2 separate regions of the Homo sapiens genome follow, and region 2 is linked to region 1. Evidence: chromatin loops called from intact Hi-C (ENCODE). Cell type or tissue: GM12878. All regions are shown on one strand. Each heading gives the region's core, and the rest is flanking DNA. Links, peaks and the distances in the headings are about the cores only.

What was found. A loop is a pair of places that touch in the nucleus more often than their neighbours do. Peaks named below come from ENCODE experiments on the same cell type or tissue, not always from the same donor. Only the 100,000 strongest peaks of a DNase experiment are listed, where the experiment ranks them.
Region 2: it touches region 1 in a loop (6-fold over the local background); 15 of 110 quality-filtered maps call a loop at or near these places.

Annotation. Positions count from the first base shown.
Region 1 is chr12:117,358,949-117,374,873 of GRCh38, reverse strand. NOS1 (nitric oxide synthase 1) reads left to right here and starts at 13,248. Exons shown (of 29, transcript NM_000620.5): 1 at 13,248-13,362. RefSeq lists promoters at 12,202-13,123, 13,290-13,362, 13,587-13,747, 11,470-13,747. In GM12878, for the core only: a CTCF peak has its summit at 7,664 (motif pointing left); a DNase peak (open chromatin) is centred at 7,693.
Region 2 is chr12:117,844,285-117,860,209 of GRCh38, reverse strand. It overlaps KSR2 (kinase suppressor of ras 2), which reads left to right. Exons shown (of 20, transcript NM_173598.6): 3 at 4,632-4,782. Among named protein-coding and RNA genes, the nearest start is that of KSR2, 120 kb to the left of the region's middle. RefSeq lists an enhancer at 12,725-13,242. In GM12878, for the core only: CTCF peaks have their summits at 5,611 (motif pointing right) and 10,041 (motif pointing right); no DNase peak of the experiment used is centred there.

The sequences.
Region 1 (15,925 bases), core at 4,331-12,330:
ACAGGGTTATCAGAGCCTTAATGGTGCGGCCCTCATAAGGTACTTAGCATGAAGCCTACAGCAGAGGACGCAGACATGAAGTATCAGCTGTTGCTGGCCTTAGCCACTTCTCAGTCATAAGACTTACTGCAGAATCTGTTGCAGACTCTGTTTGTACCAGCGCCTGTGGTTTCCTGAGACCTCAGATGGCCCCTTCATTGATTCTGGCAGCTCTCCTACTAGTATCGATCAATTATCAGTGCCGCCTTCCTCTGGTGGTGGTGATGGGGGGTGTTAGTTGGCACAAAAACTGTGTGCACTAGGGACCCAACAGATTTCTGAATGACTAGAAAATTCTACATGGTCTTTTCCCATTTATTTATTTATTTACAGATAAATTTATTAATTTACAGATAAATGTCACCCAGGCTGGAGTGTAGTGGCACCATCTCAACTCACTGTAACCTCCACCTCCTGGGTTCGAGTGATTCTTGTGCCTCAGCCTCCCAAGTAGCTGGGACTACAGGCGTGCTCCACCATGCCTGGCTAATTTTTTTGTATTTTTAGTAGAGATGGTGTTTCGCCACATTGGCCAGGCTGGTCTTGAACTCCTGGCCTCAAATGACCCACCCACCTCAGCCTCCCAAAGTGCTGGGATTATAGGCATGAGCCACTGCATCCAGCCCCTTTTCCCTTTTACATCGAGGGTGTTATCCTCCTCGTCTGTAGTATTATTCACTAGCTGGATAGTTAAAGATGATACTTCCTGTATTTAACAACACTTTATGGAGCACCAACTGTATGCACATCCTCCAAGGGGCCTGCCACATTATCTAAAATTGGCTCCAGCCCAGTCCCTTCTCAGCCCCCTTGTCCTGGTGTTTTTGCCAGAGTCCTCATCATCACTTGACATTATATTATCTGTTTACTGGTGGACTTTTATATTATTGATGTCTTTGCTTGTGTATGGTCTGCTTCCCTAGCTAGAATATCAGCTTCATGAAGGCTGGGTCCGTTTCTGTTAGCTCAGTGTGGTCTCCCCAGGGCCTACGACATACAGTCATGCTCAATAAATATTTATCATATGAATGAACACAAAGCGATGGGCCAGGCATTTTGAGTGGGGAAAACAAATTATGAACAATGAGACATGATTCTGGCTTCAAAATGCTTATTCATTGAGTGGTCAAGAAAAGGCATGAAAAGTTATTACAATTCTGGAAAGAATCAGATGCATCCTAAGACAGGAGCCTTAACATTCTCTGAAAGACAGAGAAAGGGAAGAAAACGGGCCTCATATCCTGCAGTTAATTCTTTTTTTTTTTTTTTTCCTTGTTTGAGATGGAGTCTTGCTCTGTTGCCAAGGCTGGAGTGCAGTGGTGTGATCTCAGCTCACTGCAACTTCCACCTCCCAGATTCAAGCGATCCTCTTGCCTCAGCCTCCTGAGTAACTGGGATTACAGGTGCGTGCCACCACGCCCTGCTAATTTTTTTGTATTTTTAGTAGAGATGGGGTTTTGCCATGTTGGCCAGACTGGTCTTGAACTCCTGACCCCAAGTGATCCTCTCACCTCGGCCTCCCAAAGTGCTGGGATTACAGACGTGAGTCACTGTGCCCAGCCTCCAGTTAATCCTTTATGAGTTTCTTCATTTAGTGATTGATTCTTCTGATGGCCTGAGTCTTTGCACCCTGACAGCAGGGACTGTATATGTCTGGTTAATCCAGGCATGAGATGGAGTTCAGTGGGTGGCATATGATAGGAGTTTAGTACATGTCTTAGCTTCACTTTTATTTGAGTCCTCCAGAAGCCAATTCCAAGATGAGGGTTGGGATGCAAGGAATTTCTCTGGGAGGTGATCTCGGGAAACACAGATAGGAGAATGGAGAAGCGAGACAGAGAAGGCAAGGAGCCAGTGAAGGATGTATTACCAGTCATGGGAACCAATGGAGAAAACACATCTCAGAGTTAGTCCACTCAAGGGGTGTATTAGTCTGCTCTCATGCTGCTAATAAAGACATACCCAAGACTGGGTAATCTATAAAGAAAAGAGGTTTAATTGACTCACAGTTCCAGATGGCTAGAGAAGCCTGAAATCACAGAAGAATGTGAATGAGAAGCAAAGTCATGTCTTACATGGCAACATGCAAGAGAGAGCTTGTGCAGGGGAACTCCCCTTTATAAAACCATCAGATCTCATGAGACTTATTTATTGTCATGAAAACAGCACGGAAAAGACCCACCCCCATGATTCAATTACCTCCCACTAGGTCCCTGCCATGACAGGTGGGGATTATTAAAATTCAAGGTGAGATTTGGGCGGGGACACAGAGCCAAACCATATCAAGGGGCAAGGAAGTATTCGGGTATTTATACCCCCAATCTTGTCAATCTCTGGTTAAGTGTTCTTGGGTGAGGAGGGGGGTGGGGGAGTATGAATTCCCTGACATTTTTTTAGCAAAAGAGTTGCAGATGCTGATAGCTGGCAGCTAGATCAGCATGCATGGGAATGGTAGGTGTCAAGGTGATATGGGTGGGGCACCACCAGAAGGTGCTTCAGTAAATATTTATTGAATAAATAAAGAAATGGACATTGGTTGGGTACCTAGTACATACTAGGTATCTTGGAGTTGTTAGTTCATGTGATTTTCAAGGCTTTTGACAGGCAGGTAGATTCTGGGGCTCGGAGACGTTAGGTAACTTGCCCAAAGTCACACAGCTAGCAGGAGGCAGAGGCTGGATTTGGGCTGAGTCTTGCCTGGCTTCAGTGCCCACCCTCTCTCTCTTTTCATAACATTGATCAGTTGGATACAACAGTGATGTGGATACCCTGGCTGGAAAGCTTAGGAAGGGCACCCATTTTTCTCATTTTCTTCTCTTTGGCTCCAGACCTAGGTCAGCTTAACCTTGCCTCAAAGTCCAGTCAATGAAACCCCTTGCCTTGAGGTCACCCCAACCCTCTAGGGCTTCACCTCAACCAGACTTTCCCCTTTAAGAATACTGGGCTCTGGAGTCCAACCAACCTGAGCTCCAATTCTGCAGCTGCCACTGCTTAGCCAGGTATCCTTGAGCAAGTAATTCTACCTCTCTATGCCTTAGTTTCCCCCAAAACAGGCCAATAATACCCAACTAATAGGGTGGCTATGAAGAATAAGGAGGATTAGCGTGGCCCATAGTAAGTGCTCAAGAAATGGTCACCATGGTGATCTTGATGAAGTGATGCTTAGCTTATTTTTTAGTTGCTACCCCATCTTCCTGTGTCCCAAGCTGCCCCCTCTTATCATTCCCTCTTCAACTTTAGCAATCATTGTGTAGCATTTAAGTGCACAGACCCTGCAGCCAGTCTTCCTGGGTTCAAATCCCGGCTCTGCCATTCATTAAGTGGGTGACAGCTAATACACTAATATATCATTCACCAAGTATGTGACAGCGAATATACCAATATATGAATATAACACTTCCCATTTGGGTGAGAGCTTAGGACCGTGCCTGGCATATAGTGAGTGCTAAAGTGCTCCTAAGTATTTATGATCATCATATTTCTTTTATCATCATCATTAATATTACCTGAAATTCTTCCTGTGAGTCAGCAAACCTTTTCTAAACACCTACTGTGTGCCAAACACTGGGTGGAGTGCTGGGGCCCAAGAGATGAAGAAAATGTGGTCTCTGCTCCAAAGAGTGCTCAGCCAGGTAGAGAAGCAGAGACAGATGAGAGTGAACACAGAGCAGTGCAGGGACAGAGGGAGGGGCAGAAGAATGCTGTTGTCCTGTCCGGAGACCTTCCCTGTGGACTCCTCACAGATGTGCCCTCCTCTGGACATTCTGCTGTCTCCCAAGTCCAGACTTCTCATTCTTCCAAAAAGCTCCCACTTTCTGCCTGACAGCATGGCTAGAGTGTTCAGTGGGTCTCTATCTTTCACCTTGACAAGCCAACTGCAAGCCCTCTGAGGCTAGGACACGATTTTCTTTTCCATGCCTGGAGTAGCCAACACACTGTGCTGAAGGAATGAAAGAGTGATGGGGAGGGAGGCTGACTAGTGTCAAGAAGTGTGAAGGATTGGAGGCTTTACCCTACATGCAAGCCAACAATTTAGCTGCCGAGTTTTATGGATGTTGGCAGAAGACATGAGATTCCTGGGTCAGAGACATAGGATTTTATTACTCACAGCAACAGTAATAACCAGGGTATCAGCATTTGTGCCAGTTCCTCAATCCCCAACACAAAGAGGATCAGGTGACATGGATTGGATTACAAGAGAGGAAACCCCATCCTGTATACTGGACAAACCTGCCCTTTTTTCCCGAGATAGTATATTTATCATCCTGGAGAGTACACATGCCTGCCCTTTGCTCTGAATTGAAACATTATTTCTGTCTTCCAAAGCTGTTCTCTATATAAGCATCTTAAAAGGATAGTCTGATAAAAAGGCAATCAGTGCCTCTGCTGGCAAGACATAGAGAAATGCAAGAGATACATAATCTCCCAACAGATATGGATGGATGGAGGGATGGATGGATGGATGGATGGATGGACGGACGGACGGACGGACGGACGGACGGACGGACGGACGGACGGACGGACGGATGGACGGACGGATGGACAGATGGATGGATGGAGGGATGGAGGGATGGATGGATAGATGGATGTATGGATGGATGGATTGGTGGATGAACTTCTGGGTTGGTGGATGGATAGACGGATGGATTGTTGGACAGACAGATGGGTTGGTGGCTCGTTGTCTGGCTGGATAAATGGATGGATGGGTGGGTGGATGGATGGATGGATGGATGGATGGATGGATGGATGGAAGAATGGATGGATGGATGGATGGATGGATGGATGGATGGATGGATGGGTCAGTGGGTGGCTGAATGGATAAGTGGGTAGATGAGTAGGAGGATGAAAAATTGTGAGGAAGTCCTTTTTAAGCTGTGTTCCTGGAAGTCCTAAGTGCTCCAGGGGCTCCCCGAAGGAGGACAGGGCAGTCAAGAATCTTGCCCCCTGCTTCATGATTCCTCAATAGCTCCCCTTTCACCTATTTTATATACTGGCTTCTGCATACAATCCCATTAGAATTTTTTTAATGCCCCAGCTAAAACAAGTTTGAAAATTATTGATATAGATAACTGATTCCCAAATTTGAAAATGCACCAGAATCACTGGAGTCTTCTCGAAATGCAGATTGCCAGGCCCCATGCCCAGGGCTGCTGATTCACTAGGTCTAGAGTGGGTTCATAAAATTTGCATTTCTAGCAAGTTCCCAGGTGATGCTGGTCTGGGGAAAACACTTTGAGAGCCACTGGTCTAGAGAAATTGTCCAATTCCTCCATGCAATTGAATTCAGTAACTGAATGCCTGGGATGTACTGGCAAACTGCTAGGCATACTAGAGAACGTCAGAATAGATTCGGACATGGCTCCTACCCCTCAAAAGGCTCCTAATCTCAAAACAGAGGCCGGACCCTCACACTAGTAATAACAGGAGGAGAAGGAGCTACCATTTGTTGTGCAGGTACTACGTGCCAAATACTGTGCTAAGGGCTTCAAATCCACTATCTCATTTAATCAGCACAATCCTATGAAGTAGGGATTATCATTTTCCCCAGTTTTGCCAGATGAGAAAGCTGAGGCTCAGAAAGGGTAATTAACTTGCCTAAGATTGCACAGCTAGGAAGTAGCAAAGCCCAGGACTGACTCCAAAGCTTTCATATCACGCCCGATCATTGCACCCTCCCCTCTTCCACACAATTAGAGAAGAGTCTAAGACAGTTTGCTCGCATGTCTGTTTGAATAAATCAAATGTCAAAGCATATGAAGCTAACAGAGCTCTAGGCTGTCAGGCTGTGGAGAAGAAAATGGGTTCTCTCATTAAGGCTTTAAAACTCAGGGTGAGGCCAGCAGGATCCCTTTCCATGGTTCTGGGCAGTGTAGGCTGCAAAGCGTCAGCACACTAGCAGGCTTGGTTGTTACGGCCTATGGACTGTGAGCTCATCTGACTTCCCCATTGGCACTGAGTGCTTCATGAGCCAGAAGCCTGCCTGGGGGTCTTGGTTGCCCCAGCCCCCTGGCATAGTGCCAGGCATGTGGACCACCAGAAAGAGGGGAAAGAGAATGATTATATGTATGCTAGAAGATGCCAGGCCAATAGCTCTCAATGAAAGCTGAATGAAGAAGCCAGATACACAGACAGATTAAAAACAGAACAGCTCTGAGTGAGCTCAGAGCTCAGCTCCCCAACCTTCCCCCTTGACCTGCATGACAGGCAGACCCCAAGACACTGCTGGAGAGCCCAAGGTGGTCCTAGAACAGAGGAAGAAGCTATGCTCCAGTCTACCACTTCTTAATTTTATACATGGTGAAGTTAAGGCCCAGAGGGAGGAGGGGACTTGCCCAAGGTCACACAGCAGATGGAGGCTAGAGTCAAATAAAGAAGTCAGATACCCTGGCCCTGGTTTGGGAGCTTTCCAGAACACTTACCTCTTCCTCTTTCAACCACCTCCCCATTATCCTCCCCTAGGGACTGGTCTCAGAATTTGCCTAATTCTTAGAAATAAGTCAACCCATGTCATCTTTTTTGCACATGTCTGTGATATGGTGGGGAGGGCAGAATTGTAAGAGATCTCTGCTTTCATCTTGAGGGGATGTCACTGGTGCTGAGAAGCTCTGTCATTGAACTCCAGTTATCTGCTGAGCAAGGGTAAGGACCCAGTCCAGCACACTGGGGTGGCCTTACCAGCTCAGGGTAGCCAACTTAGAACCAGAAGACAACCTGCCTCAGTTTCCCCTGGAGAGCTTATTAAAAATACAGCCTCTTGGGTACCACCCAAGAGCTATAGACTCCCAGTCTTTGAGGGCAGGGTCAAGGAGCTGGTGTTCCCCTTCTCAGGGAATTCTTATACATCTGAGAGTTTGGGAGTCACTATTTTACATTCTGATTAAGACCTTCTTTGCCACTCAGACAGCTCCACTAACCAGGCTGAAACCCATTTCCTTGGTCAGAGCTCCTATACTAGTGGCCCAAGTGATTTAGTTGGATGGAACGCTATTTTGGAAACATCTGAATGTGAATGTCTTTAGGAGGGGCATGTGCTCCAGTTAGCCACAGGCTCCACTACTCCCTGATGTCTCCCACCCAGCCCACTTCATGTTCCCTGGAAGTATGTACATTTGCAACACCGGTTAGCACTGGCTTCTCTCTAACAGTGCCTTCAAAATGCAAATACTTTGACCAGCCCTTCATACCCCAGTGCAATTTAGACCATCAGAACTCCAGGCTTAGAGAATTTTTGCAATGTGTTGCCTTTAATTGGGGCGAGATGACCAGGGAATTCTGTAATGAGGGTGAAGGGAATAACCGAAGGACTCAATTGAGGGTATGAAGAACAAACTTAGGACTCCTCTCAATGTTTTACTTGGTCCTCTGGTGTGCTTGCAACCCCCACCCCGTTTCCTGCCTATGCCCTCACATTCTTTTTAATGCCTTCTCTATGTGGACAGATGCTGGGAACTAGGAGATGCAGACAGTTTCTGGGGTGATCCAGCATTCTCAACCCACCCAGGTCAGCCCAGCTTAGCGGGGACCTAGGTTCTGGTCCTGAAAGCTGAATATAGGAAGCCATGGACCTACCTGGCTGGTCTCCGGGAAAACAGGAAGGCTACAGCGAAGGTTTAGCGCGCCATCTGTTGGTCATTTAGGAAACTGCATCTCTGACAAACGGTCTGCATAGAGCTTCAGGCATCTGCAAATTTGCCAGCCGGCTCTCAGGCAAGAAATTGTTTTTAACCTTTCCAAGGTCTCACACCCTTTAAAAAGCCGCTGCACACTTATGAACCTTCTACCCCAGCAAAACGCACTTGCAATTGATTTTGCATATAATTCCAGGGACTTGGCCATCTTCAGGTTAAGATCTTCTGAGACCCAGAGATGCCAAGGAGTTTCCTTGAGCTCACATTGCACATTAGTGGAAGTGCCAGGTCTGGAAAGCAGGTGTTCCAGCCACAAATCTAGTGTTTTTAATGCTCAGGCTGCCTCTTTAAGCCTTAAAGTGTTCTTCCCTCTTTATTCTCTGCCAGAGTCCTGTAAATATCTGGAGGAGTCTTTGACATGCCCAGAAACTATAATGCTCCTACCTCTCCTGGGGGTTCTGGGCTCTCAGACAACCCTGTTCGCTGTTCATTTTTCCTGGGTCCTACAGAAGCATGCCCCCGGCCACTTTAGTGACACCCACTTTGCTCTTAGGAGGCTCAGACCCTGCATCCTGAACTGGGAGTTAGGACAGGAAACTGATCTGTCACTGATAGGCTGCTGCCCCTGGATGAATTGTCAAACCTTCCTGGATCTTGGCCTCCCCAGTGTAAAACGCTAGGTTGGAGGCAGCCATCTCCAAGGGCCCTTCCTTACTCTAACTGCAGAACTGACCAATGGGTGCCATCCTTCACAACAAGCAGGTCCAAATCACTTTCCCAGCCAAATACCCAGAGACAGGGTCAAAAGCATAATTCCTTTCCAGAATCAGAAGCCCTGGGTGGACGGGGCTGCTTAAGGGAGAGAGGGGACCTACGCACCATGGGAACAGGAAGGACACAGAGGAGGCACCCCATGGGTCTTCCAACACCTCCAACGGGCCAGCAAGGCAGGACAATGAGGCAGACCAAGGGGCATTTCTTGGGGATGAAGTAGTGTGGGAAATGGTAAGTGATGGATAAAGGGATGGCTTGGTAGGTTCAAGGGCATAATGCAGAGGACTAGGTATATAGTTGGTGTCTAATAAGGGAGACATTGTCATCACATAGCTGAACCCCAGCTTAATAGTAAACTCTTCTTCTACTTATTTAAACAAACATTTGTTCGGTTTTTGGTGGGAACAGAGGTTCTCAAACTTGAGCATGCATCAGAATTACCTGGCTGGCTTGTTTAAAATGCAGATTGCAGGGCCCCACCCTGAGGGTCTAATTCAGGTGGTCTGAGGTGGGGACTTGGAATCAGCATCACTAGCAAGTTCTCAGGTGATGCTGACCTCATCATTCAGGGAACACGCTTTGAGAACCACTGCCTTGGAGTGACGGATGAGACAGACCACCCTGCCCTCATGAGGGCATTGAACAAGTAAATATCACAGAACTTGTATGTTCTGAAGAGGGACATGCAGAGTGCTTGGGGCTGCTCCCAAGTGGGGGAGTTCGCGCTAAGACTTGAAGGCCGAGTAGAGCCAGCCCAGGAAGAGGGATGAAAATTTTGTGAAACACTTACTTAGAATGTGCCAGGCTCTCTCTCATATCGTTCATCTGCTCCTCCCAGTCAATGTCAGGAAGGTAGGATTAACGCCCATTTTACAGATGAGGAAGGTGAGGCTGAGAGAGAGAAATAACTGGCCCCAGAACTCATGGCAAGAAAGAAGCCCAGGTCTGTTTGTGCACAGGACACCTACCAGCAGCCACATCCCCTCTGCTGCACCCCCAGGAACCCCCTTCTTCCCAGGGGAGCTGCCACCTGGACACAGCTGCCGGACCCGGCCAGCCACACTCTGTCCATTTCCGCCCCCTGAAGCGCTTCAAGTGTTTTCACTGCTGGGTGAATTCAGCAGATGCCTTTCGATCACAGCCTATTAAATTAGCCCCTCTCTGCAGCCAAAAGAAGATAATTATGTTTTCATTAGCCCTGGATAATGTATTACCCCCTCAGTGACAGCCACGTCAGTGAGGCCAGCCTCCTCCCTTCCTCCTCCTGCCCAGGGCTCCGCCAGAGCACTCCACTCCCCTGGGGTCCACCTCTGCACTGAGGGGTGGGCACCAGTGAGGGTCCAGAGTGGCTGGGAGGCTGGGGGGGAAGGGACACCCTTTACACCCATCCACCATCCATGCAGGGGTTGAGGGGTGTGGTCCTGAGAGAAGGACCAAGAATAATTGTTATCACGGTGACCATTTATGAAGTGCCTGCCCTACGCTGATGCCTGGATGGGTCTCAGCTGGTTTGATCTTCCAATAGCTCGAGAGAAGGGTGGCACAACCCTCATCTCCCCCTGAACCCCAGAGAGGTCCTGGTGGAATCAGGTTATTGTGACAGCCCAGAGCAGCTTCCAAGGCACTACACCCAAGGGGCATTTTGGGGACTGTCCCAAGGCCACCTGGTTGATGGTAAAAGTCTCTTCCCTCCACTTGCTGGGGATCTCTGGAGACACTGTCCGTACTCATGTGGTAGGGGTCCCCAAACACCAGGAGCCACTCTCCCCAAACCCTAGACACTCCCCAGATGGCTCTGACATCCTCCCTCTCCCTCTTTCTCCACAAGACAGCGGCGAGGAGGCAGGAAAAGCTCCACTTTGGGGTCCCGAGTTCTAATATCTGCTTTACCACAGATTACCTGGGTGACCTGGAGCAAGTCACTTTGCCTCCAGAGCCTCTATTTTCTCCCTCTGTAAAATGGGAATAAGAAAGGGAGTCATTTCTTACCATTTTTATGATGGTTCAGTGAGTTATACCTATTAAATGCGTGGCTCAAAACCAGCAAAATGGGAAGTGCTCAACAGAAGATGGCCATTGTTCTCTTTACTACCGCAACTAGTGTTGTCCATAGTTCCCGTTAATCCTGGGGAAACCACCAGAGGGAGGGAAGGGAAGTATCTGGCTCTGTCTGTCACTGTCCGTCTTTCTCTGTATCTCTGTCTCTCTTTCCTGTCTCTGCCATTCTCTCTCTGCCAATCTCTCTCTCTCTCTGCCAATCTCTCTGCCAATCTACCAATCTCTCTCTGCCTCTCTCTCTTCTCTTACTCTGTCTCTCTTTTTCTCTCTGCCAATATGTCTCTCTGTGTATTTTTTCTTTCTGTCTCTGCCAATCTGTCTCTCTCTCTCTGCAAATCCCTCTGCCTCTCTCTTCTCTTACTCTCTTTCTGCCAATCTGTCTCCCTCTGTTTTCTCTGTCTTTCTCTCTGTCTCTGCCAATAAGTCTCTGTCTTCCTGTCAATCTCTCCGTCTCTCTCTTTTTCTGTGTGTTTTTTCTATCTCCGTCTCTGCCAATCTCTCTCTCTCTGCCAGTCTTTCTGTGTGTTTTTCTATCTCTGTCTCTCACTGTCTCTGCCAGTCTCTGCTGTCTCTGTCTCTCTCTTTGTCTATAAATCTCTCTGCCTCTCTCTCTTCTCTGACTCTCTCTGTTTGTGTGTGTGTGTGTGTGTCTGTCTGTCTGTCTTCGTCTCTCATCTACACACACACACAGAGGGCACCTCATGGTCCCTGGCTCCACCCGTGGGCTCTGAGGCTCTGTCTTCCCAGATCTCTGTCTCAAGAGCTACATTCTAAGGCTTTGCTTTTAATCGCACCAGGGCACCTGGAAGTGAGGAGAGAACTGAGGGGAGTGGGGTTTCTGTCCCCCTCTCCCCAAACCCAAGCCAACTCTGCCTTCTGCAGGCACAGCCAGCCTTGGCCCGACCCCACTATCTCCACCATCTCGTGGCCGTGCATCCCCTCCCAACCACCCTTCTCCCCAATTTCAAAAAAGCTTGTGCTCCCAGAGAGGAAGTGCCCCTACTCTGAGCTTCTTTTGGCCTTGACCCACACATAGGCAGACGTGGACTCTGTTTTGAGCAGGTGAACCGCCAGCCCAGTGGAAGAGCAGCTTCCCTTCCCCTAGCTTCCTGATTTTCCCCAGTTGCCATGGTAATTGAGGGAGCAGTGTTCTGAGAATGACACCACTGAAACCCAGCGCTCAACTTTGAAATGGTTCGGGCAAGGGACGCTGGACCCAAAACAGGAGGGGACCAGACTGCAAGGACTCAGCTCCAGCCTCAATTTTCTGGGACCCACCCCCCATCCAGCCTGTATGCTGGATTATTCTCATCATCATCAAAATCACCATTATTGTTGGCAACTGTTTCCTGAGCATTTACTATATGTCTAGCACCATGTCAAGGGCTTCACCAGCATCATCTCATTGTGTATATCCTCACGACATCCCCAGGCCCATCCATGGCTCAGGAAACAGGCTCTGAAACTTGCCCTTGTGGCAGCCAGGAAGTGGCAGAGCCCTGGGGCTGGTGGCATTTCTCCAGGCCTCCTTCCAGCATGTGGAAGACAGCATAGACCTCCAGGCACCCTCGTCAGCTTATTCTTTATTCCTTCCTCCCCTCCTCATCCCCCACACCCTTCTTCCTGCCCCCAAAGTCACACACCCCCTCCCCTGCTGGATGTGCAAGACGATCTGAAAAGCATTTATTAGTGACAAAGGGGGTGGTGGTTTTCCTCTTTGCCTCTTCTCTGCGCAACTCGAAGCCTGAGTGGGTTTGCTCCGCTTGGCAAGGCTGGGGAGGAGGAAAAGATCAAATCACCCAGAGCCAGGTGCCAAGTGTGTGTGTGTGTGTGTTTGTGTGTGTGTATGTGCGCGTGTGCGCGTGCGCGTGTGTGTGTCCTCTCTTTCCTTGATTTTCCCCCGTTTTCCCAAGACTGTGTGAGCAGCAGCAACAGCAACGGGGAGATGCAAAATCCTTTGCAATCTGCCCAGGAAAAGACAGATTTTGAGTCGGGTTTATATGGTTACCCATATGTTAGGGCCCCTAAGAAAGGAAGGGAAGCTGCGTTCTCTGTGTCTTCCCTCCTCCAGCCCAGACCTTGGCCTCTCCACACCTGTGGGGCTCCCAGGCCACAGATGAACATGTGCCCTCCATCCTTCACTCTCCCCAGATGCCAGGCCTGAGTGTGGCTCCAGAAAAGACCAGAACCAGGCAACATTTCCTGAACAGGCTGCTTTTCTCCGTCTGTCCACCCGAGAGCCAAGGCCAGAACCCAGGCTGCAACCTCTGCGGGCTCCTGGGAGGGGCTCCCAGCACTGCCCAGCCTGGGAGGCTGTGTGTTCCACTGTCCCATTAAGGAATGCTATCCCAACACTGATGTAGAGGCAGAAATAACCATCCCTGCCTCCCATGGGGCCTTCTCTGCCCAAATAGACCTGCCCTGCCCTGCGTGGCTACTACATTCAGCCCTATCCAGGCTCCCAGAAATTGTCATTGTGTGTGTGTGTGTGTGTGTGTGTGTGTGTGTATGTGTGTGTGTGTGTGTGTGTGTGTGTTTCCTGATAGAAAAAAAAAAATGGAAATTAGGTTATATAAAAGATGTATGCTTTGGAGCCCAGAGCGGCTCTTTTAATGAGGGTTGCGACGTCTCCCTCCCCACACCCATAAACCAGTCGGGTTGGACGTCACTGCTAATTCGTTTCAGTGATGATAGGATAAAGGAGGGACATTAAGAAATAAATTCCCCCTCACGACCCTCGCTGAGCTCACGGCTCAGTCCCTACATATTTATGCCGCGTTTCCAGCCGCTGGGTGAGGAGCTACTTAGCGCCGCGGCTCCTCCGAGGGGCGGCCGGGCAGCGAGCAGCGGCCGAGCGGACGGGGTGAGCCAGGGGCGCGCGCGGGGCGCCCAGCACTGCGCCGGGGAAGCCCGCAGCCTCCGTCCCGAACTTGGGTTCGCTGAGGCTGAGGGAGGGGACGCAAGGGGAGGGAAGAAGAGAAGGGAGGAGTGGGGGCTAGGGGAGAGGGGGTGGGGAGGGATCTTGGAGGCACAAAGCGGAGGGGAAGGGGAGGGACGCGCGCGGCTCCTACCAGGAGGCGAGTGGGTGCAACCGGCGCCCTCCAGCCGCGCGGGGCGGCGGACTCGGAGGATTCAGAACCCGGAGCGCGGCGGCCGCGGGCGCCCGGGAGGAAGAGGAGGAGTACGAGGCGGGCGGGCGGGTGCGCAGCGCGAAGAGGCAGCCTCGGCGCTGCCCGGCTCGGCGTCAGGTGAGTTCCTGATCCAGGCGTCCCGCGCCCCTTCTCCGTCCCCAGGGCTCCCCGCTCCCGCCCGAGCCCCTGGTGTGCGCGGAAGGCTCGGGCTTTGCTGCGCGTCCCAACTTGGTTCGGGCGGCCTCATTTTCCTCCTAGCGGGCGGCCTCAGGCCGGGGGCTCCGGTCCGGGGGTCTACGCGCCCAGGCTCCAACTTTGCAAGACCCTAGTCGTTCCTCAGCCGCGCGCTTGGCTCCGAGCTGTGCGCTGGCGGTAATGGCGGAGCCCTTGGCACAGCTCGCTACCCTCCCGCGGGCAGCCCGGGCTGGGGGATGCCAGTCCCTGGGGACCGTTGTACCTGCCCAAGCTCAACTTTACGCCTTCCTCGGTGCCCGACTCTGCGGCCGAATCGCAACTGCGAGCCGCAGGTAATGGCGGAGTCTTTGGCACTGCCAGCTGTCCGCGGCTGGGGGCCCGAGGCTGGGAGGGCTCCGCTCCCGGAACATCGCTCCGGCCTGGCCTCCAACTTTGCGAGGAGCCTCCTTGCGCTCTCCTCCCGCGGTCATGGCGGGGCCGCCCGCACCTCTCACTTCTTCCGTCTGGGCGAGATTGGGGTGTAAGAGCGCCGTCTCCAAAACCTGGGAAAGTTGTGCTTCTCCCGCAAAGGAGGCTCTAGGGAGGCCGAGGGGCGCGTTCCGCCACGGTTCGGGGCTGGGCAGTGGAAGGAGCGCTCGATGAGGTTGCTTCCAGGTGGCCAGGGTTCGGAGCAGGGTCCCCGGGGGATCCAACTTCCAGGGCCACTCAGGGGCCTTGCGTCCGAGGTCCCGGAAGGGGCTCTCTCGGGACTGCGCCCCAGAGGACGCCAGACGCTCGCCCCCACCCCCAGGGCACTGTGACCAGAGAGCTCATGGCTCTCCAAGCTCCGCATCAGGCTGTCTGGGGTAGACATCTAGAGAGGAGAGGCTCTCACGGAGAAGGCAGCCGAGGAGGGCAGGAACCTTTCCAGTGACTCCCCTGGGTTCTGGTCCTAGATCGACCCTTTACTTGTTGCGTGACCTTCGGTAAGTCTCTTCATCTTTCCCAGCCTCAGTTTCTCATCTGTAAAATGGAGAAACTACCTTTTTCGTGGGGCTGTCATGAGGACCTTAAAAAATCATAAATGTGAATATGAAGTCAGGGTAAGCGTTCATAACGCAGGAAGTGTTGCTGATATATATATATATATATATATATATATATATATATATATATATATATATATATATATAAAACCATTATTGTAATGCTCTGGGACCGGATCTGGGAGACTCGCACGCAGGTCTAGGGTTTCCCCACCAGTAGGAACCGGGGGGTCTACCCCACAGGGTACTACAGGCTGCGGAAGATTGCTCTCGCCTCCATCTCTACCCCAGTAATCCTGGGAAAGACGCATGGGATTCTTCCCTCTACTCCCATAGCCCAGCTCAAACCCTGCGCTCAGGCCTAAGAAAAGCGCGCACGCAGCCACCACGGAGGGAGGGTCCCCAGGGACGCCGCTAGGCAAGGGTGCGGTGCAGGCGAGCGCGCCCATAGGCGCCTCATCTCACCTCTGGCGGCCCACGACATTGGGAGACAGCAGAAAGGAGACCCCAGACCTCTCCTCCCGAGAGGAATGAGGGAAAATTGCTGCCTTTCTTTAGTGCTTCTCTAATTGGGGTCGGGGCAAACGCAAGAAATTCGTAAACACCAGGGAACACTGACGCAGCTCTCTGGAGCATAGATTTTTTCCCCCGTTATTTTTTCAGAACTGAAGATAAAATAGGAAAAGGGCTCTTGTGGCAGCTCCCCAAGTGCGCAGGGGTCGCGTCCATTCTCCGCCCTCAAGGCATCTCAGCGGATGGTTTGAGAAGCCTCGGCAGGTCCCTGAAGGAGGGGGTGTCCGCCCCACCAGCACCGCCACGGCGGGCCCCGGCCCCTTTCCACTAGTCTGGATTTCAGAAGCGCCCTGAGGGGCGCACGGCTCTGCCACTGACAGCTCCAAGGCACTGTCACACGTATTATTCACCTGGAGCCTCTTAACTTTCAGGTTGCCAGTGCAGCCATCTGAATTCCATTTTGCAGCTGCGGAAATTGAGGTGGGGCAAACCAAACTACCTAGCCATAGTCACCTAGCTGGTAAGTGGCACTACCCGAGACCTCAACCCCAATTTTCGGCTT
Region 2 (15,925 bases), core at 5,407-13,406, 480 kb before region 1:
GGCTGTGCCCAGCACAGTCCCTGGCACATAGCAGGCTCTCAATAAATATGTGCTGGACGAAAACATTCAGGATCGCTGATGCTGTCTGAATGGGGTCATTGAGAGTGTGCTTCCAGAGTCAGTTAGAACCCTCCAGCTCTGCCACATATTCACAGAGTCACCTTGGCCAAATCACTTCACTTCTTAGTCCAGCGCTGTCCAGTGGAACTTTCTGCTACGATGGAAATATTTTCTATCTGTGCTGCCGGCTGTGGTAGCCACTTGTGGTTAGGACATGTGATTGAGATTTTAAATTGTGTTTAACATTAATTAATGGGGCCCGTGGCTGCCATATCGAACGATGCTTTCTTAGAGCATTAATATTACCATCTGTGAAATGTGCATAATGATTGTCATCTCTTCTTAAATAGCCGACATCATAGAATGAGATGATTTTTATAAAATGTTCAACTCAGCTGGGCGCAGTGGCTCATGCCTGTGATCCCAGCACTTTGGGAGGCCAAAGCAGATGGATCGCTTGAGCACAGGAGTTTGGGACCAGCCTGGGCAACATGGCGAAACTCCATCTCTACAAAAAATACAAAAATTAGCCGGGTGTGGTGGTGCATGCCTGTGGTCCTAGCTACTTGGGAGGCTGAGGGAGGAGGATCACCTGAGCCCAGGAGGTTGAGGTTACAGTGAGCTATGATCATGCCTCTGCACTCCAGCCTGGGTGACAGAGTGAGACCCTGTCTCAAAAAAAAAAAAATAAATAAAAAACAAAAAACGAAAAAAACAGGCCAGGCGCGGTGGCTCATGCCTGTAATCCCAGCACTTTTGGCAGATCACTTGAGGTCAGGAGTTTGAGGCCAGCCTGGCCAACATGGCAAAACCCCGTCTCTACTGAAAGTACAAAAATTAGCCGGGCATGGTGGTGCACGCCTGCAGTCCCAGCTACTCGGGAGGCTGAGGCAGGAGAATAGCTTGAACCTGTGAGACAGATGTTGCAGTGAACTGAGATCCCACCACTGTACTCCAGCCTGGGTGTAGAGAAAGACTCTGTCTCAAAAAAAAAAAAAAAAAAAAAAAAAGTTCAGCTCATATTCTGGCACCAAATAGCACTCAGTAGATGCCAGCCTGTTACTGTTGTGAGCATCTGACATCTTATGTCCGCTCTCAAAGATTAGACCACGTTCTTAACATCTTGAGGATTGTGAGATTTTCTTACCCCCTGGGATCCCAGAGACCGACTCATTTGCAGTGACAGGGCCAAGCCAAACCTAATAAAACCAGCGGACATCACTGCATCTTTCATGCCAGGCATTGTGCAAAGGGTTTTGCACTTAGGATCTCAACTGCTGAGACTGTTCAGCCTCCTCGCAATGACCTTTTGAGTAGGTGTGACTGTTATCCCCCTTGTACAGAGTGGGAAACTGAGGCTCAGAGCTAAGTGAGTAGTCTAGCTGGCAAGTGGATGGGGCTAGCAGGATGTCCAGCTCAGATGGACAGCAAAGCTTTAGGTCAGAAGCACTGTGCATTAGCCTTGTTTTCCTGTTGCCTGGGTCCCCCCAGAGCTGGGCAGAAGAGGAGCTTGCCTCCCTGCCAGTGAAACCAAGAGTCCTCTCTCGAGGCGCTCCCTGCTTCCTACTTGAAGAGGCTTCCTGTCTTTTTTAGACCTTGTCCGCAGGGACAAGAATCTCACCCAGCCCCACCAGATCTAAGAATCCCAAGTTAGAGGCAGCATCACCCCGCTCCATTCCTCCAGGCCCCCACCCCACCCCATCTTGCATATGCACATCAGACCACGCGCAATCTCGTATTTCCTTATTTCATTCCCAGTATGGCCAGATGAGTTTCTTGCAAATATCCTTAGAATGAATGGTCCTGTATAAGGACAGACAGTGTTGTATTTGCATGGCTCAGGGCATTTCTTTTGGAGGCTTCAGAGTCATTTATATATCAAGTGCCACTTGTGGGGGCAAATAAGGTAGAAACGATTCGATTCTAGACCAGGGGTTGAAAACTGGTGGCCCTCAAGCTGGTTCTGATATGCAGACATGTTGTTGTTGTTTGGTTAATATGATGTCAGGACATTTATTTTGAGCCAATACTTAAAAACCGAAAGAGTCTGTCTAAAAAACCCAGAGATCTCTGGCTTCACTTACAAAATCAGAAATGTTGACCATGCTGAACTGAGCTCCTGTCTGGCAGCGATTTGCTCATTTACATTTACCTGACCTGCAGGTACCTGAGTTTTGGCTCTTGCCTTAGTCACTGAGCATCTTGAGTCCAGGGACCCAGGGAGTGGGCGGGAGAAGACGTGGGGTTTCTGCTCTTTGTCTGCAGTTCAGGTATGTGTCCACCAGAGGTCCCCTTTCTGTGAAGTGACTGAAGTATGGAGAAAGCTCCACAGTAAAACAGCTGGGTTTGAATCCTGGCTCCACCAATGACTTGCTGTGTGACCTTAGGCAAGTGGTCTAACCTCTCTGAATTTTACTGTCCTAGTCTGTAAGTGGTGATGATAAAAGTGCCTACTTTCAGTAGTTTTTGTGATAATAAAAGGAAATCTATCAAAAACCTTAAAACAGTGTTCCATCCATTTCAGCTATTATTATTACTATTATTTTATCAAACAGAGGTGTGTCTGCCCTTTTGGCCCAGGTTTGTTAAGGGTTTCTCCATTTTTGATGTTATAAAAATGTTACTTTTATGATTTTTTTCTGAACTTAAGCTTTAGAGTAAATTGAAATATATACATATATAAATCATAAGATTAAAATGCACAAGTGAATCCTGAAGCAAAGAGGAGAATCCTTTTATGTTATGAATCACCCCCTTCAAACATGAGTCATTCTGTACCTTCAGATCCTGGACTGGGTGCAGTGGCTCAAGTCCGTAATCTCAGCACTTTTGGAAACCGAGGTGGGAGGATCACTTGAGGCCAGGAATTCGAGACCAGCCTGGGCAACATAGTGAGATCCTATCTCTACAAAAAAATTTAAAAATTAGCCAGGCATGTTGGTGCATGCCTGTAGTCCCAGCTACTCAGGAGACTGAGGTGGGAGGGTCGCTTGAACCCAGGAGTTTGAGGCTGCAGTGAGATATGATGGCCTCACTGCACCCCAGCCTGGTGACAGAGGGAGACCCTGTCTCTATTTAAGAAAAACAACAACCAGAAATAAACAGATCCGTGGTCATCACCTTTCTTAAAGGGGCTCACCAGCAATGTGTCCCTATTTGAGAAAGCCTCTAAGTGACTCCACTATTCTTCTCTCTCTGCCCCCTGCCTGCCTGGGTGAGTTGAAAAGGCACCATAGCTCATATTTTTGAAGATAATTTTTTGTACTGAGACAGTTTTCTTCTTTCTGGCTATCAGTTTAATGTGGGAGCTGTATCTTGTTGTAATACACAAACATGACCACAAGAGGGTAGATGTATTCCGCAATACTGCCCTAGAAACACCATCCGTAGGCTATTTCACCCTTATTTACTTTCGGAGGCTGAGGTGGGCAGATCACCTGAGGTCAGGAGTTTGAGACCAGCCTGGCCAACATGGTGAAACCCTGTCTCTACTAAAAATACAAAAATTAGCCAGGCGTGGTGGTGAGTGGCTGTAATCCTAGCTACTTAGGAGGCTGAGGCAGGAGAATCGCTTGAACCCGGGAGGTGGATGTTGCAGTGAGCCGAGATCGCGCCATTGCACTCCAGCCTGGGAAACAAGAGCGAGACTGTCTCAAAACAAACAAACAAATAAACAAAAAACAAAAAAAGGCAAAAAACCCTTAAGTAATAACAATATATGTTAAAATGTTGAGTAGTAAGTGCTATAAAAGAAGACTCATATATACATACAGATACTGATGCATAAATATAGAAGCTTGACAAATTTTGAGGTGTGTCCATATGATGGTCTAGGGAGACACTGTTTTGGGAACATGGGGTGGCGGTGAAAGTTCACCTGCCCAACACGTTAAGTTGGGAATCCTACCTTTTCTAGGTCCCTTTCCCCCACTCCACGCTATACTCCAGTGTTTCTGCTTTGCCTTAGGATGCAAAGCCATGCCCCATGGGGCTCAAAAACAAACCTAGTTTCATTTCCAGCACGGGGCATGGACTTTCAGCCCCTTTTCCATTAGGGTTTCTGAAGACCAGTGTGAGCCCTAGACCCTGCAGCCAGAGAAGAGAGGAAGCAGAGAGAGAGTGGGACCCAGCCACCAGCACACCTGCCTTGTCCTGTGCTTGCTCTGAGTTTGTGCTGGGATTTTAGATGAGTCCCTGCAGAGTGGGAGGCACTGAGAGCCAAGCAAACATGAAAAAATGGGGCCCTGCCTTATAAACATTCGAGAGACAGGCACAGTGTTGACGCCAGACAGGGTAGTAATTATAATAGCACTAAGCACCTGCGCTACCTTGCCAAGTATGGACACTTAGGAGTCCCACTTTACAGATGAGCAAAGTGAGGCCCAGAGAGGTTGAGCGACTGGTCAGAGGTTATCTAGATAATGAGTGGCAAACCCGAGATTCGGAGACCCCACTGTCATGCAAAGCGTTTACACTGCGGAGTGTTCTCCTCTAGGCACCACTACAGGGCAGCGTGGAGGCAGAGATGCTGTTCCTGCCCCACGGTTGACAATCCTTCTCCCCTCCTCTAGGAAATCTCCCCCGGCCAGCTGAGCCTGGAGGACCTCTTGGAGATGACGGATGAACAGGTGTGCGAGACTGTGGAGAAATACGGAGCCAACCGGGAGGAGTGTGCCCGCCTCAACGCCTCCCTCTCCTGCCTCAGGAATGTCCACATGTCAGGTGAGCAGGCCCCGGGGTCGGGGATGTGGAGACTTGTCCCCAGCACAGCTGCCGCGGTCCCTCGGCATCCCGTGCCCGCCACTGCAGGCCAGGACGAGACAGAGTCAACCCTGGGGGGCAAATCCGAAACGCAGGAAGAGGCAGCGTGGACCTGGGATTTGGAGGCCGGAAGACACCAGCAAGGGCAGCTCTTGGATTTGAACTCTTGCCCCAGGAAGACCCGCTGAGGTTTAGGGTATCTGGTTCTGGATAATTAGGGTCCAGATATGAAAATATTGAGTGTGAATAGGAGACCAGGGTCTTTTTACTTTAGACATTCTGACGTGGCTTTGCATTTTGGGTCAATGTCTAGCTTCTAATTTTTTTTTTAACAGAAGTAATTTGCATTAATTGTAACATAAACCAGAAAATAGATTTTAAAAAAATCACCCTAAGCTCCACCCTCTAGGTAACTGCTCTTGTCATTTTGGTATAATTTTTCCTGACAAATGGATATATGTATACTTTAAAAAATAGAATTATCCACACATATTGCTTAAATTTTTTTTTTTTTCACCTAATAAAATAACCTCTGTGACTTGTTCTATCAGTTTGGGGGCCAAATATATTGTCATCCCTCCTGGATCTTTTCCATTAATTGCTCAGATACCTGTTTGTCTTTATTAGCAGAACATCAGATATCATCTTCCTGAGGCTTCCTGCTTCTCTTTAGCCTCATGATTTTTCTGCAAATTCTGGGGCCTTTCTGTCCCAAGGGATCCGCTCTGCACATGCCAGCCACGGAGAAGTGTTAGTGGCCATCAGCACGGTTGTTGCAGTTCCCACCACAAGGTGTCACTGTTGAGCATCAGTCTGGCAGAGTCAGGTGGAGGCTCACAGATGCCCTTGCTTGATTCAACCTGCTCTATTCAACAAGCATTTGTTGAATATTGTTCTAGGCCTGGAGAAGTCTTCTAATCTGAGTGGCTATGGGGTGCCAGCAGGGCTGAGAAGGCAGCGGTGAACAAAACAGAACATACTTGAAACAGGTCATCGGCCCAGTCCTCCATGCGTGCCCTTTTGTATTTTTTCTTGCTGGCAGATCCTGATTCAGGTACAGTCAGCATCAAAAGGGACCATGCGGCCGGGCACACTGGCTCACGCCTGTAATCCCAGCACTTTGGGAGGCCAAGGCAGGAGGATCTCTTGTGCTCAGGAATTCCAGACCAGCCTGGGCAACATGGCGAAACCCCGTCTCTACAAAAAATACAAAAAAATGTGCCATGTGTGGTGGCACACGCCTGTAGTCCCAGCTACTCGGGAGGCTGAGGCTGGTGGATCACTTGAGCCCAGGACATTGATTGAGGCTGCAGTGAGCTATGATCACACTGCTGCACTCCAGCCTGGGTGACAGAGCAAGATCCTGTCTCAAAAATAAAATGGGGGGCAGACCATGCACTGGGGGCTGTCTTATGTGTTGAAGGATGTTTGGTTAGAAGCATCCTTGACCTCTGCCCATGAGATACCAGTAACATCCCCCAACTCAAAGTCATGACACATGGAAATATCCCCAGATATTTCAAAATGTTCCCAGGGAGGCAAAATCACTCCTGGCTGACGAGCTGTAAAGGTCATGTTACTCTTTACCTCTAGCACAATGGTGTTGACTCACCCAACATGAGTGTGGCTGACAGGGAGGGGCCTCTCAGTCACTCAGTACATACAAAATCTGCTCCAAAGGTGACTTTCTCTCTTTACCCACAGTGAGAAGCAGATGGCAGTTTTCTCTCTTTAAAAAAAAATTGCAGGCTAGGCATGGTGGCTCACACCTGTAATCCCAGCACTTTGGGAGGCCAAGGTGGGAGAATTGCTTGAACCCAGGAGTTTGAGACCAGCCTGGGCAACATAAAGAGACTCTACCTCTACCAAAAAAAGAAAATTAGCTGGGTGTGGTGGCATGCGCCTGTAGTCCTAGCTACTTGGGAGGCTGAAGTGGGAGGATTGCTTGAGTCCTGGAGGTCAAGTCTGCAGCAAGCTGAGATAGTACCACTGAACTCCAGCCTGGCCCACAGAGTGAGGTCCTGTCTTAAAAAAAATTGCACCAAATTACAGTGTTGTCATAAACATCTTCCTTTGTCAATAAATGCATTCACTTCTTATTTTTAATACCTGAATACTAACAATTTATTCAACCAATCTCCTATTTTTGGAAATATCCATATTTTTCCTATCATAAGCAACGCTGCTGTGAATACCCCTGAGTGTTATCTTTGGGGACCCCCGTGGCTATTTCTTTACAGTGAATTCATAGGAGAGGGGTCTTGCAGTGGAACATTTGCATATTTTGGCCGGACGTGGTGGCTCACACCTATAATCCCAGCACTTTAGGAGGCCGAGGCCGGTGGATCACCTGAGGTCAGGAGTTTGAGACCAGCCTGACCAACATAGTGAAACCCCATCTCTACTAAAAATACAAAAATTTAGCTGGGCTTGGTGGCGCATGCCTGTAATCCCAGCTATTTGGGAGGCTGAGGCAGGAGAATCTCTTGAACCTGGGAGGTGGAGGTTGCAGTGAGCTGAGATTGTGCCACTGCACTGCAGCCTGGGTGACAGCGAGACTCCATTTCAAAAACAAAAAACAACAACAAAAAACCCATATTTTAAAAATTATGGTGAACATTGTCATATATCTTTCCAGAAAGTTTGTACCAATTTATGCCGGCACAATGCCTGACAGTGAGCGTTTGAGGTTAGGTTTTTAATTGCTTTTCAGAATTCATGTTGTCTCATCCGGGAGGCACTACTGAGTTTGGCAGCATCCTTAAAAGTAGAGTGAGATTCCAGTTTCCATGAGAGAGGCATTTATGTCAGCCTTATGGGAAAGAATAGTTATTTTTTTGTGACATTCTAGGCTGTGCGAGACCATGGGGAAGAATAGTCATTTTTTTGTGACATTCTAGGCTGTGCGAGACCATGAAAGTTCTGGTGCTCCGATTTTTATTTATTTATTTATTTATTTTGAGACAGAGTCTTACTCTTGTCACCCAGGCTGGAGTGCAGTGGTGCGACCTCGGCTCATTGTAACCTCCACCTCCTGGGTTCAAACAGTTCTCCTGCCTTAGCCTCCCGAGTAACTGGGACTACAGGTGCATGCCACCACGCCCAGCTAGTTTTTTTTTTTGTATTTTAGTAGAGACGAGGTTTCACCGTGTTGCCCAGGCTGGTCTTGACCTCCTGAGCTCAGGCAATCCGCCTGCCTTGGCCTCCCAGAGTGCTAGGATTACAAGTGTGAGCCATCACACCTGGCCCTGTCCTCTGATCTTTTTAAAAATTTTTTTGATCCAGATGGACAGTACAATTTATATTGTGACCCCCCCCACACACATAGGTACACATACATGCACACACACAGCTACACATACACATACACAATTATAGCATGTTTCATGAAACAATACTCCTCCTTCTTATGCATGATGAAGATGTTGTAAATTCATTCCTGTTCTATTCTATATCATTTAGTAGATGCTAGTAATAGCCACTTTCTTTTTTTTTTTTTTAAGATGGAGTCTCTCTGTCGCCCAGGCTGCAGTGCAGTGGCATGATCTCGGCTCACTGCAAACTCCACTTCCTGGATTCAAGTGATTCCCTTGCCTCAGCCTCCTGAGTAGCTGGGACAACAGGCATGCGCCACCATGCTGCTCTAATTTTTGTATTTTTAGTAGAGGCGGGGTTTCCCTATGTTGGCTAGGCTGGTCTCAAACTCCTGACCTCAGGTGATCCATCCGGCTCGACCTCCCAAAGTGCTGGGATTACAGGTATGAGCCACCGTGCCTGGCCTGCCTCTATTTTTTGTTTTTTGAGACAGGGTCTTGCTTTGTCACCCAGGTTGGAGTACAGTGGTGTGATGTGATCACAGCTCACTGCAGCCTCGACCTTCTGGGCTCAAGCAACTGTCCCACCTCAGCCTCCCCAGTAGCTGGGACTACAGGTGCATACCACCACACCTGTCTAATTTTCGTGGAGACTAGGTTTCGCCTTGTCATTGCCCAGTTTGGTCTCGAAATCCTGGGTTCAAGCAGTCCTCCTGCCTCGGCCTCCTAAAGTGCTGGGATCACAGGCATGTGTCCCCATGCTTGGTCAAGCAGCACTTTTCATTACACACCTCACTATGGTTTGAACCTACACTGATCCCCTACCTCCACATAGGCCTCCCTCTGGACTCTTCCCAGGCTGCTAAGACTCAGTCTTCTATGTCCTGCCTCAGATGCCAGCCTTAGGGCCACTGGGACCTTGAAAGCAATGACCAAGTGCTCCATTTTAACCCATTCCTACAGCACTTAGCACTGAAGTCAGCTCAACTCAGACTTCTTAGTAAAGAATTGTGTACCCAGTTCTGATCCTTAACACTGTACTTCACGTATGCTGTTCCTGCAGGTGATGGTGCCACTTAAAAACATTTTAATGCTTACCTGTTTTGGGGAGCAATTTGTTTTTAAATGAATGCCTCTCTTTTCCACTAGACTGTAAGCTGCAAAAGGGCAGGGATCATACTTGTTTCTGCTCACTATTCAATTCCCAGGAAGATCAATATCTAGCACATAGTAATGGTTCAATACATGTGTATTTTTTTTTTTTTTGAGATGGGGTCTTGCTTTGTTGCCCAGCCTGGAGTGTAGTGGCGCAATCTTGGCTCACTGCAGCCTCTACCTCCTGGGGTCAAGCGATCCCCCCACTCAGCCTCCTGGGTAGCTAGGACTACAGGCGTGTGCCACCATGCCTGGCAAACTTTTCTGTATTTTTTGTAGAGATAGAGTTTTGTCATGTTGCTCCAGCTGGTCTCGAACTCCTGAGCTCAAGCAATCCTTGAAAACTTACCAGTGGCTTAAAGAACACAGTCTTCCTCATGGATTGGAAAACATCCCAGGGTTTGGCTCCTACTTGAAGTCCTACCATTCACATTTTCCCTTCAAGCCCTAAATATCTGCTAAATTCATGAATTACTTAGAGTTTTCTAGATGAGGCTTGGATTTCACATCTTGGTACTCACATCCCTCTGCCTAGAATTTTCTTTCCTTTTGTCCTTCTGGTGAATCCCTGCTCTTCCCCAGGCCCAGTGCAAAGCCTGGTTCTCTATGAGGCCTTTCCTGGGCTCTGCAAACTGAGCTGACCTCTTGCCTTGGCTACCGGAACAGCAGATACTTCAGTGACCACCAGGTCTACACCGCTGAGCCCCTCCCTACCTCTGAAAAGCTGTGTGATGTGCTTGCTATTAATGTCCACCAGGGGGAACCAGTGAGCCATCCTCAAAGTATCCTTCATGTTTGGAATTCCCTTCTTCCCTCAAAAATAATAATTGGTTCCTTGAAGCTTCTAACCATCTTGGGAGTTGGATGGCTTTCCTTTACTCTAAAAATGTTATCCCAGACTGAGGAATAAACTAGTATCTTTCCCATCATACTCTTACTTCTTGAGGGTGATATTGTATTCATCTTAATAGCCCCAGCTCAACCCAGAGCTGGTGTTTCCTACAGTGATGAAATCAGGTTTTTAAAATTCTGGCCCAAAGTGAGGGCTGGATGCATGTTTGTTAAATGACAGAAGACAAGTTGTATTGAGGAACTCATATGGAGACCAAGGATATGGCAGCAAGGCTGCTTTGTGCTTGGCCAAGAATGTCATCTCTTTCTCTCTCTCTGTCCCTGTCTGTCTCTGTCTCTGTGTCTGTCTGTCTGTCTCTCTCTCTTTCTTTCTCAGAGGATGGAGGTAGCTTTATTTTAGAGATGTTAATGCTAATCTTAGTTTTCTCCTTGGGTTTTAGGGATATCTTTATTTTCCAGTGCCCAAGGAGCCCCGAAGATAGGAAATCTTAACTCATTTTTCTCTTCTCATAGCTTGTTAGATCACCCTTAGCCTGAAACCAAAGAATACTCATTCATTCATTTAGCAAGATCAAAGGATCCCAGAGCCAGGATAGCTTAACCTTTCCTTCTCGTGGCAGCTATGTCCTGAAACCAAAAAACCATTATTCACTCATTCAACGAAATTGGTTGCATGGTTATTCTATGCCAGGTGCTCTTCTGATCTCTAGAAATGCGTGCTGAGGTGTGTGTCTCCATAAAGTTTACTTTCTAGTGTGGGGGGCTGGGGCACAGACAATGAATTATTGTCTTAATGATCACGTACCTTATGCAGTGTGTGAGAATAAGTGCTATGGATTAAAGAAGACGTGCAGCAGGCTAAGCGGGGTTGGTAGTGCCCTCTGGAATGGAGGGACTGGTCATCATATTAAATAAGGTGGCTAGGGCAGCCTCCGTTCTCTTTCTCCTTTCTCCTTCTTAGTCCTCAATCATCTTCTAGGAGTATGGAATCTGGAGTCCAACAAACTTGGGTTTAAGTTCTGGCTCTGCCACCTATTAGCTGTGTGATTGTGGATACGACATATTATGATTCTGTGCTTTGTTTCCTAAGCAGCAGGATGGGGATGATGATCATGTGGGCCACAGTGGTTGCTGGGAGCATTACATGAGATGATACAGGCAAATCACCACCACCACCATCACTATTGTTAGCACCGTCATCACCATCATCACCATCATCACCATCACCACCACTACCACCATCACCACCCACCACCATCACTGTTGTTACCACCATCACCACCCACCACCATCATTACCACCATCATCGCCATCACCATCACCAGGCTCCTCCAGCCTTTTTCTTCCCCCAGCTCACTTTTCTCCACTTCTCCTCATCCTCCTCTCTTTTTTCCTCCAAGGGGCCCTTCCAAGGGGCTTCAGCCTTTCTAATTAAGCACTCTCATTCTTTGTTTCCCTTCCCTCTGAGCCACGGTCTCCCTCAGCACTGCTGTTTCTTTTGAGACTACTCCCCTTCTGTCTGGCTTGATTGTTCTCCAGAGGTAACCTACCATTCCCTGGCCACAAAAATAGAGGCAAAACCTCAAACCAGTTTTCTCTGGGCACAGCCCTAGTTTTCCTCCGTGGTTACTACAGAGCTGAGGTCCTAGGGTGAAACTGATTTGGCTGCAGGAAGAGCACGTTCTCACCATTTGTCTCCACCTCCCACTCCATTCCAAAACTGGGAACTTCAGCGTCTGAGGACAGCAGGGTCCCTTCCTAGACCTTCCTGTCCTGGGCCACAGCTGTCTTATCAGAAGAGAGCCTGGCGGAGATGTGGCCCAGCTATCAGAGTGCTGTTGCTGTGGCCTTCTTCCTCTTCTCTGCTGTTCTTTTTCTCTCTCTCCTCTTCTTTTTGGCATTTTGATGGTTTTCAGCCTCATAATTTGTGGTCATCTGTATCTTTCCTTTCCCAAGGAAAAACCTCTGGTCAAGATAATAGAAGATCTGTGTTGTGGATATTGTTTTCCTTTTTTAAAACGAATATGCTTATGTAAGGATAATGGGAGATACTGCTTTCCTTCCTCCTCCCCTTCCTTCTTTTCTACCCTTCCCTCCTTTTCCCCCTCCCACGTGTGTTTATCAAGCACTTTCTCTGCATCTGGCACACACAGTGTTGGGTTCCAGGGCTCAGGGACTTTCTCAGGACTTCAGGATTGAACTGAGACCTGAAGAGGAGGGGAAGTCTTAATGACTGGGAGTGATGGGAACACTCAGAAGTGCCTTGGGACGGGAGGGAGGGGAGCATCCCAGGCACAGAGAGAACAGTATGGGTGCCCAGTGGGGATGCTGGGGAGAGTGGTGGGAGCTGGAGCCAGACAGGTGGGCAGGGCCAGCCCCCACGGTGGGCCATGGCAAGGAGCTTACACTGCAGAGTAAGCAGGGTAGGCTGAACAGAAGGTGTCTGGATCTCTTTTCCGGTTTTTAAATAACACTCTGGCTGCAGAGTCGATGGGTGGCTTAGAGCAGGTGACAGATGCTGGGAATCCTTCGGGGGCTCAGGGAGCCACGGAGGGGAGAGAGTGGAGGCCAGGGTGCTGCAGACAGGCAGGTGCCCTTGCACCCCTGCAACCTCCTGGGAGCTTGCCTGCCTGGGCCCTCCTCTGGCTTCTTCTCTTGAGTATCAAGGGGGAGAACTGGCAGTCAGGAGAAAAACAGGATGCAGAGTGGCCCCCGAAATAGGACAGCCTCAGATGCCCTCTGGCTTCTTCCCAGTTTGGGCTTTGAATGAAGCCCCCCAGAATGCCGCCTGCCACCGTACGGTCTTCCTTTGACTGGAACAAAGACTAAGAGTGGGTCTTGATTGCCCTATTGTTCTACTTGCTTCTAACTTGGGAAAGGCTGGGCTGGCAGAGGAAGAGCTGCTCCTCCCGGAGCCCACAGGGTCTCGTATGTTCTGGTGTTGACACTGATGTCTTTCCTTTCCCCTGTAACTTCTCCAGCCCTCCTGTTCTGTAGGCACTCAGGAATCCCTTACATGTAGATAGCATCAAATTAGGACTCTCGCTTACGAGCGGCAGAAACCTGATGCGAACGCGCTTAGGCGCAAATGGCTCCATTCATTCATTCTGTAAACACGGTTGGAACTCCCCCTGTGTCAGTTGCCAGGAGGGGTTGGGGATAACAGTGGTGGGGAAGGCTGGCTGGCTGTGGGTTCTCATCAGTCTGTGTCCCAGACCTGCACTGTTCAGTACAGCGGTCACCAGACTCGTGTGACCAGGTAAACTTATATTCATTAAATAAAAGTTAAAATTCCCTTCTTCGTTCTCAGGAGCCATGTTTCAAGTTGTTCATCGCCACAGGTGGCTAGCAGCTGCCCTATTGCAATAGCACAGTTCTAGAACATCCCCATCATCACAGAATATTCTAGTGGACAGTGCTGCTCTAGAATATGTTGGAAGAAACAATGAATAAGAAAAATATCAAGTTGGGCGCAGTGGTTTATGCCTGTGATCCTAGCACTTTGTGGGGCTTGAGGCAGGAGGATCGCTTGAGTCCAGGAGTCCAAGACCAGCCTGGGCAACATAGCAAGACCCCATCTGTACAAAAAAATAGACAAAAAATCCATCTAACTGGGTGTGGTGGCACACACCTATAGTCCCAGCTACTTGAGGGGTTGAGGCAGGAGGATTGCCTGAGCCTGGGAGGTCAAGGCTGCCGTGAGCCAAGATCATGCCACTGCACTCCAGCCTGGGCGACAGAGTGAGATTCTGTCTCAAAAAAAAAAAAAAAAAAATCAAATGGTAATAGGTTTTATGCAAGAATTAAAACTGAAGTGAAACAATGGTGGCTTTGTGGCTGGCTTTGATGGGCTGATCAGAGCAGGTCAGTCAGGGTTCAGCCAGAGGAGTAGAACCAATAAGATATATTAAGAGATTTATTGCAAGGAATTGGCCTATGCAATGGTGGGGGCTGGCTGGGAAGGTCTGAAATCTGTAGGGCAGGCTGTTAGGAAGGGCAGGCTGTTTGTTAGGAAGGGCAGGCTGTTAGGAAGGGCAGGCTGGTGGAATTTCTTTTTCTTTGGAGAGATCTCAGTTCTGGGTGGGTGCGGTGGTTCACGCCTGTAATCCTAGCACTCTGAGAGGCCAAGGAGGGTGGATTGCTCAAGTGCAGGAGTTCGAGACCAGCCTGGGCAACACAGCAAAACCCCATCTCTACTGAAAAAAAAAAATAAATACAAAAAATTAGCTAGGTGTGGTGTGTGCCTGTAATCCCAGCTACTGAGGAGGCTGAGGTGGGAGAATCACCTGAGCCTGGGAGGTCAAGGCTGTAGTGAGCCGAGATTGCACTGCTGGACTTTGGCCTGAGTGATAGAGCGAGACCCTGTCTCAGGAAAAAAAAAAAAAGAAAGAAAAAGAGTCTCAGTTCCGCTTTTAAGGCATTTCAATTTCAATGGGTTGAATCAGCTCACCCGGATTATAGAGGAGAGTTTTTACTTAGAGTCACCTGATTATAGACTTTAATCACAGCAACAGAAAACCTTCACCTGATGCCTAAATTGTTGTTTGATTGAATAACTGGGGTCTATCGCTTAACCAAGTTCACACTGAAACTGACAGCGAGCCTCTCTGGGGAGATGACATTTAAGCTGAGACTTGAATGACAAGAAAGCATCAGACAGGAGAAGATCTGGGGGAAGAGCATTCTGAGAGCAAACAGGTCTCAAATGCATGTCTCAGAAGCACTTTTAAGAAGCAGAAGGCAGGCTTACATGGCCAGTGGTTGTGGGGACCCATGGCTGCGTGGGTCTGTGTCTCAGACCTGCACTTCAAAACCTAGTGGCTCAACACAACTGCCTTGTTATCTCTCATTGTTATCGAGCAAAAGGGGCTCGCTGTCTGATGCACTAGAAGCCAATACTATGACGCCGGTTTTTTGTTTTTGAGTTGGAGTCTCGCTCTGTCGCCCAGGCTGGAGTGCAGTGGTGCTATCTTGGCTCAATGCACGCTCCGCCTCCCGGGTTCATGCCATTCTCCTGCCTCAGCCTCCCAAGTAGCTGGGACTACAGGCACCCGCCACCACGCCTGGCTAATTTTTTCTATTTTTAGTAGAGACGGGGTTTCACCGTGTTCACCAGGATGGTCTCGATCTCCTGACCTCGTGATCCACCTGCCTCGGCCTCCCAAAGTGCTGGGATTACAGGCATGAGCCACTGTGCCTGGCCAGGTTTTTGAGAAAAGAAAAGCTTCTTATTGAAAGTTGACTCCCAAGGACACAGGAGTCAAGCTCAAATCTGCCACTCTGGGCTGGCTTCAAGGCAGTATTTTTATTAGGAAAGGCTTAGGGGGTAGATACTGGGATTAGCAGGTGGTTGGTGGAGGGAAAGGGGAAGTCTGGAAAGTCCTTGGGTGTGTGTACTTATTTCTTTATGTTACTTCATAGGTTGCATATGCAAATTTGGGAGAAGTTAGTATGAAATATGTGGTGGAAATTTGGGCTGTGATGTCAGCAAACTTGTGCACAATCTCCAGTTGGTCATCCTGGTTCCAATTAATTTTAGCCCACTGCCAACTTTTTAAAAAACTTGTGAGTTAAAAAAAAAAAAATACTCAGAAGAGGAGGGAATTTCAGCATCTCAGCAAGTTGTTTTTTTTTCTTATCTGTTATCCTGCAAACTCAGTAATTTCTGTCATTGGTTTCATTAACTCTTTAGGGTATAGTTTCATCATCATAATTCCCTGGGCTCAGGGATTGGCTGGGCTCAGCTGGGTGGTTCTTCTGTTCCGTGTGTTGTTGGCTGGAGC